2 separate regions of the Homo sapiens genome follow, and region 1 is linked to region 2. A link is a contact called in ENCODE Hi-C or POLR2A ChIA-PET data. All regions are on one chromosome and are shown on one strand. Each heading gives the region's core, a stretch centred on a gene start or an enhancer-like site at or near the end of the contact. The rest is flanking DNA. Distances are from core to core; before and after follow the strand shown. Region 1 overlaps LIMS1 (LIM zinc finger domain containing 1). Region 2 overlaps LIMS1 (LIM zinc finger domain containing 1).

Region 1 (2,727 bases), core at 6-2,505, 50 kb after region 2:
CCAGGCCAGCCCACAGAAAAGCTGTTTACCCCATCATGGGTACATGAAATACAGGGCTAGCAAGTATGTAATAATGTCAACTTGGAAACAGCTTTAAGGGTTTGGGTTAAGGAATGCTATTTTATTCACTAGCACACATTTTTTTAAGCTCCTATTGTGTCCCCAAAACACACATTCCCAACAACAAAAACCTTAGCAGTGGAAAGAGGTTTTCGTTTTCTCTTTTCTTCTAGTTCTTTTTTTTTTTTTAACTTTATTTCTTTAGGCCTCCAAACATGCTCTATGTATCTTCTTACAGTTCTTCCTGTTCTTCCTGACTCCTTCCCTGGGCAGTGGGAATCTTTTGGGCAAGGATGATGGATTTAGGGATGGGCAAATGACAGTTGTGAAGATGGACAGGAGCAGGAGAGGCCAATGTACCACAGCAGAAGAGGGCAGGAGAGGAGCTCCAGAGGTGTGAATGGAGGCATCAGGCATAGAGACCCCCTACTGAGGCTATAGGTAGATTGTGATTAGCTGGTGAGGAGAAGGAATAGGAAATCCCTAGGTGCTGCGGCAGCAAGAAGAGAGGGCGTTTGCTGGTGGTAGTGGTGGTGAGCCATGACTCAATTCAGTTAAAGGGACCTGAGGACCTACTTCTACCTCGGCACCATGGAGGCCTGCGGGGACTATGGCAAGGAAGGAGGTGAGACTCCCAAGGCACATTGAAGGGAATTCTGGAAAGCTGGCTTGGAGAGAGCATGGTCTTCTCACTATATGAATCCCTTCTGTATCCCTCCCTTCTTTTTTTTCTCTCCTGTAGTCCAGAGAGGTTGAAATGTCTGATAACATAGCAGGTTTGCGACATGAAAGAGATGAGAGCCTAGCTGGTCTCCTAGTATCTAATACAATATTCTTTCCCTTACATATTCTTTTTAAATATAAGATATTTTTATTGAAATGGGCAATTATGACAAAGGCCTTAGGAGAGCTCGGTCCAGGGGAGCAATAGAGAAGAACTCAGAGAAAAAGACAGGCTTTGTTTTTCCAGACATTTTCCTTATATCCCTGGCTTGCTCTTTCCCCTGTGAGCACCCTGTAGCTCCAGCCCTCCGTCACCTTCTTTCTCCCATTTTGCCTGTGACTTAGGAACGAACATGATGGTTAAGCTACCTTCATTAAGCAGCATGACCGCTTCCTGAGCTCCTGCTGCCGCATTTAGGCCCTGTCAGCTGTGAGGCCACTGGTGCTGAGTCAGAGGGAAAAGCTCAGAACAGCCTTGAGCAGTGAAGAATAAAGTGTGACTCATCTCGTCCTGCCCACCCCTCACACTGGACTATAAATACCCTCCCTGGGTCTGTGTGCTGTTATTCCAAAAGATGCGATGAATACCCAGAACTAGGCTATTCATGGGCTGTTGCCCAGTTCAAGATCTGTTGGGTCCTGAGGAAGATTACTATTTTGGCTAAATTGTTTATCATTAAAACCAGCCCAGGGATGTGTAAACCTGCATCTGGAGAATAAGACATTTCTTTTTGGTTAAATGATATTAGAGAAAAAAACTATCCAAGACTGCTAACAAATAATCTTCACTTTCAGTTATATCCAGCAATAAGTTGTTTTCCAGAAAAGAAAGCTTGGAAACTTACCCAGTTTGCCTTCCATTTGGGACATGACTGATGTGCTTCAGTCTTTGTATAATAAATGCATCTTCGCCACTCTATATCTTTGTTATTGCTTTTGTCTCGTTATCAGAACAACTTCCTTCCCTGATTTCCACAGCCTCTATTTTTTCTTTTCTCTAGAAGACTAGTTAGGGAGACTTAGAAATGGGGTCTGTGCACTCACTTCCCCTTGAAAATGTGATTTACTTTTATGGTAGAACTTTCTGGTACTTTGAATTAAATAGGACATTCTTCCCTTTGGCCACAGAGGCAAGTATAGAATGAGATCCTTGTTTCCTAACCACTTACCAGAACATATATCTGAAGAAATGAGCACCAGTATTTCTGTCTCAACTACAGTTTCTCTTTTTTTTTCTTTCTTTTCTTTTTCTTAAGACAGGGTCTTACCGTGTTACCCAGGCTGGAGTGCAGTGGCACAATCATGGCTCACTGCAGCCTTGACTTCCTGGGCTCAAGCAATCCTCCCACCTCAGCCTCCCTAGTAGCTAGGACTACAGGCACACACTACCACAGCCAGATAATTAAAAAAATTTTTTTTGCAGAAACAGGGTCTTGCCCTGTTGCCCAGGCTGGTCTCGAACTCCTGAGCTCAAGTGATTAGATGCCATTTACCCAGGGAAATACCCTTTCAACCCAGAGGCCCTAACGCTAACTATAGTGGTTCCTAAATCTTTGTGACATCCAGCATTATCTCCAGTAAAAGAAGTATTTTAATTTTTCCCATAAGAAAATACTTTTGGGAGTGAAGCGGAGCCAACAGTTACAAGAGTGATTTAAGTCCAGGAAGTATTGCAGAGTGGGATGGACTGAACCAAGGACTAGGGACCTGGTGTGCAGCTGATTAACCCTGACTTAGTACATGCTCAGGGCTGGGTTCTTTGTTGGTGCTTCACATTTCTCTCTCCTTAGTTTGGATTTCACAAATGTGTCCCTTTTTTCCCATCACAAAATGCATTAACAGTAAAGACCCATTTTTTTAATTTTTTATTTTTATTTTTATTTTTTTTGAGACAGAGTTTCACTCTTGTTGCCCAGGATGGAGTGCAAATGTGCGATCTTGGCT
Region 2 (2,726 bases), core at 227-2,726:
TATTTTGGAATAATTTTAGATTTATAGAAAAGTTGCAGAGGTCAGGAGCTCAGATAATCCTCACATAGTCCTCACCTAGCTTCCCCTCTTGTCAGCACCTTCCATTATCTTCATCATGTCTTTTTTCTATGCCATCAATCAGTCGAGGATACCACATTGTGTTTAGCCGTGGTTGAATTTTTAAATGATTTCTGATTATAAGTTCTCATCTACTGCTGAGAAAAATAACCATTTTCTGACTAGCAGGCAGTACACCGTTATGGTTTAAAACCAGGCTGAGGCCAGGTTTCAGTTTTTCACTCAATTACGTAATAACTGTATAGTAAGTTACACTTTCTATGTCTTGTCTCATCACCTTTGAAATGGGAATAATAATAGTACTGTTTCATTAGATTATTGTAAAAACTAAATTTGGTAAGTGTATGCAAAGTGCTTATCACAGTTCTGGGCGCATAAGAAGCACTCAATACATCTAGCTCTTGACCAAGGTGCTATTTCCTAAATTATATTGAGCCCCGGGGAAGGAATAATCAGAGCCTTTATTTCTTCCCCAAGGCTCTGATTTAAAAAATAACCTATCAATGTTTTTTTTCACTTTCCTTAGAAATAGTGCACTTGCTTTGGTTCTATATAGTGGTCTCATTACATTTTGAGGTATTTCACTTCTATTTTGGGAATTTTTGTTCAGTAGAACATAGTTCCCTAGAGTGTTTTGATCAATCAAAAATATTGGCTCTAGGCTGGGTGCAGTAGCTCACGCCTGTAATCCCAGCTCTGTGGGAGGCCGGGGCGTGGGGATCGCTTGAGCTCAGGAGTTCGAGACCAGCCTGGGCAATGTGGCAAAACCCTGTCTCTACAAAAATACAGAAATTAGCTGGGCGTGGTGGCATGAGCCTGTAGTCTCAGCTACTAGGAGGCTGAGGTGGGAGGATTGCTTGAGCCAGGGAGGCAGAAGTTGCTGTGAACCATGATCTAAAATATATATATATATATATACACACATATATATACACATATATATAAAATATATACACACATATATAAAATATACACACATATAAAATATATATATACATATATAAAATATATATACATATATTATATATACACATATATAAAATATATATACATATATTATATATACACACATATATATATACACACACATATACACACACACACACACACACACACATATATATATATATATACATATATATATGCCCTAAGAGTGAGTTTTTTCTCTTGGCAGGGGTTCTTGAGATCAGGATTGGAGGATTAAAACTTCAGGCCTTTCTTTTATTAGTCTCACAGAGTGACTGGTTTGATTTGTGTTTTAGAATTAGAATCACCTTCTTCACCAGACTTCCTTTGCATGAAGCAGTAGGAGCAAGTGGCTGCTTGACCAGCTTGAGCTCTAAAGTGTGTTTGTGGTATGAAGTGTTCTCAGAGGAACCGAAATCGGTGTGGTCACACATCATCAGTGCCTCTTCATACACCCACGCTCTCCTGAAGTTTGCTGTTTGTATTGCTTCCAGTGCGTGTTGCTGTTCAACAGTACCCTTGGTTTCAGCGTAGTTGCTATGATGAAGAAAACCTGTTAGAATCTGCCTTTTTTTTTTTTCCAGAACTGTTGGAAACATTGAATAATTCCATGTACTCTAAAAGGAAATAAAGTCTTTTGGGTAATTTGGACCCAAAGACTCCTAAGGAATCTAGGAATTCAGTTACATAGAAGGTCACTTCTTTCACTAGCTTTTGCCTCCAAACCTGCAGGAGAAAACCAGCTGAAGAGGAATACTCATATGAGTGGGGACTGCACCTGAGCACCTCACGAGGCTCCTTTCAGAACCCTCAAACCGACCATTCACAATATTCACGTGGACTAGGTCTGGGTCATTTGGAGAGAGAGAAGGTGTGGGCTGGCTGAGGTGTCTGGGTGGTTTCTAGTCAGTGTTTACACTCCGGGGCTTGCGCTGCGGCTCCTGCGCCTGTCATGCACCCAGTTTCCCAGAAGCTTCCGGGGTTAGGTTGTCAGTGTTGAGAGGCAGTGCTAGTTCAGACTTGACCTTGTGATGGTCTGTGGGGGAGAATGTTTTAGGCCCTGGGACAGTGCAGTTTAATGACTGAAACAGGAATCTTTGAGTCAAATCAACTTGGGTTGGATCCACACACTCTTATTGGTTGTATTGTTTGGTCAAGTCGTTTAACTGCTTTAAGACTCAGTTTCCCCATCTGTAAATGGGTATAATCACAATACATGCCTCATAGGGTTGAGATGGAGGTTAATAACACATAATGTGCTGGGTAGGTACTCCAACGTCAGTTGTTAGTAATAATTATATTACATAAATAGTTGAGAGACTGAGCTTTACAATACAAGCAAACATTTTTATGTCCTAGCTTTTTTCTTTTGTAAACTCGTAAAAGTCTTTATTATTAGAGTCAAAGTAGGTTTAAAACGCTTACGTTTCTGTGGACAAGATTAAGGCAACATGAAGTACATCTGGCTCATGCTGTAGTTCACCAGGTCTGTTTGTTGCTATGTCCACAAAAGAATGTGGGGAGAAACGTTAGCAGTGTGGGTGCTTCCTGCCTCCCTCCCTGGCCCTCTGTGTCCAGTCTGCCCTTCTGCCCTCCCTCCCTACACATCTCTGTGTCCACTCTCCTTGCTGTTCTCTCTGTCACCACCCTGGCTAGCTCAAGCTGCTGTCTGTTCCATGGAC

The links. Hi-C counts contacts between places; a loop is a spot of excess contacts on that map. ChIA-PET counts read pairs that join two places held with the same protein, here RNA polymerase II (POLR2A). Pooled maps may share reads with other maps.
Region 1: a loop to region 2 is called in a pooled map, with 5 times the contacts of the local background. The contact joins two enhancer-like sites. A Hi-C loop is called at or near these places in 3 of 168 maps with a recorded cell type or tissue (CD4-positive, alpha-beta memory T cell, endothelial cell of umbilical vein and heart right ventricle), 8 of 37 single-sample maps with no recorded cell type and 9 of 50 pooled maps. POLR2A ChIA-PET finds 5 or more read pairs at or near these places in 4 of 52 experiments (AG04450, GM12878, T-cell and 1 more).

Annotation. Positions count from the first base shown.
Region 1 is chr2:108,661,101-108,663,827 of GRCh38, forward strand. All of the region lies in intron 2 of LIMS1 (LIM zinc finger domain containing 1), which reads left to right. Among named protein-coding and RNA genes, the nearest start is that of LIMS1-AS1, 16 kb to the right of the region's middle. RefSeq lists an enhancer at 1,073-1,367. Within about 2 kb of position 1,256, at least 9 of the 41 ENCODE cell types and tissues checked have a DNase peak (open chromatin) inside an H3K27ac peak, as active enhancers do.
Region 2 is chr2:108,610,860-108,613,585 of GRCh38, forward strand. The region is part of intron 1 of LIMS1 (LIM zinc finger domain containing 1); the gene reads left to right. Among named protein-coding and RNA genes, the nearest start is that of LIMS1-AS1, 66 kb to the right of the region's middle. RefSeq lists an enhancer at 1,523-1,582. Within about 2 kb of position 1,477, at least 14 of the 41 ENCODE cell types and tissues checked have a DNase peak (open chromatin) inside an H3K27ac peak, as active enhancers do.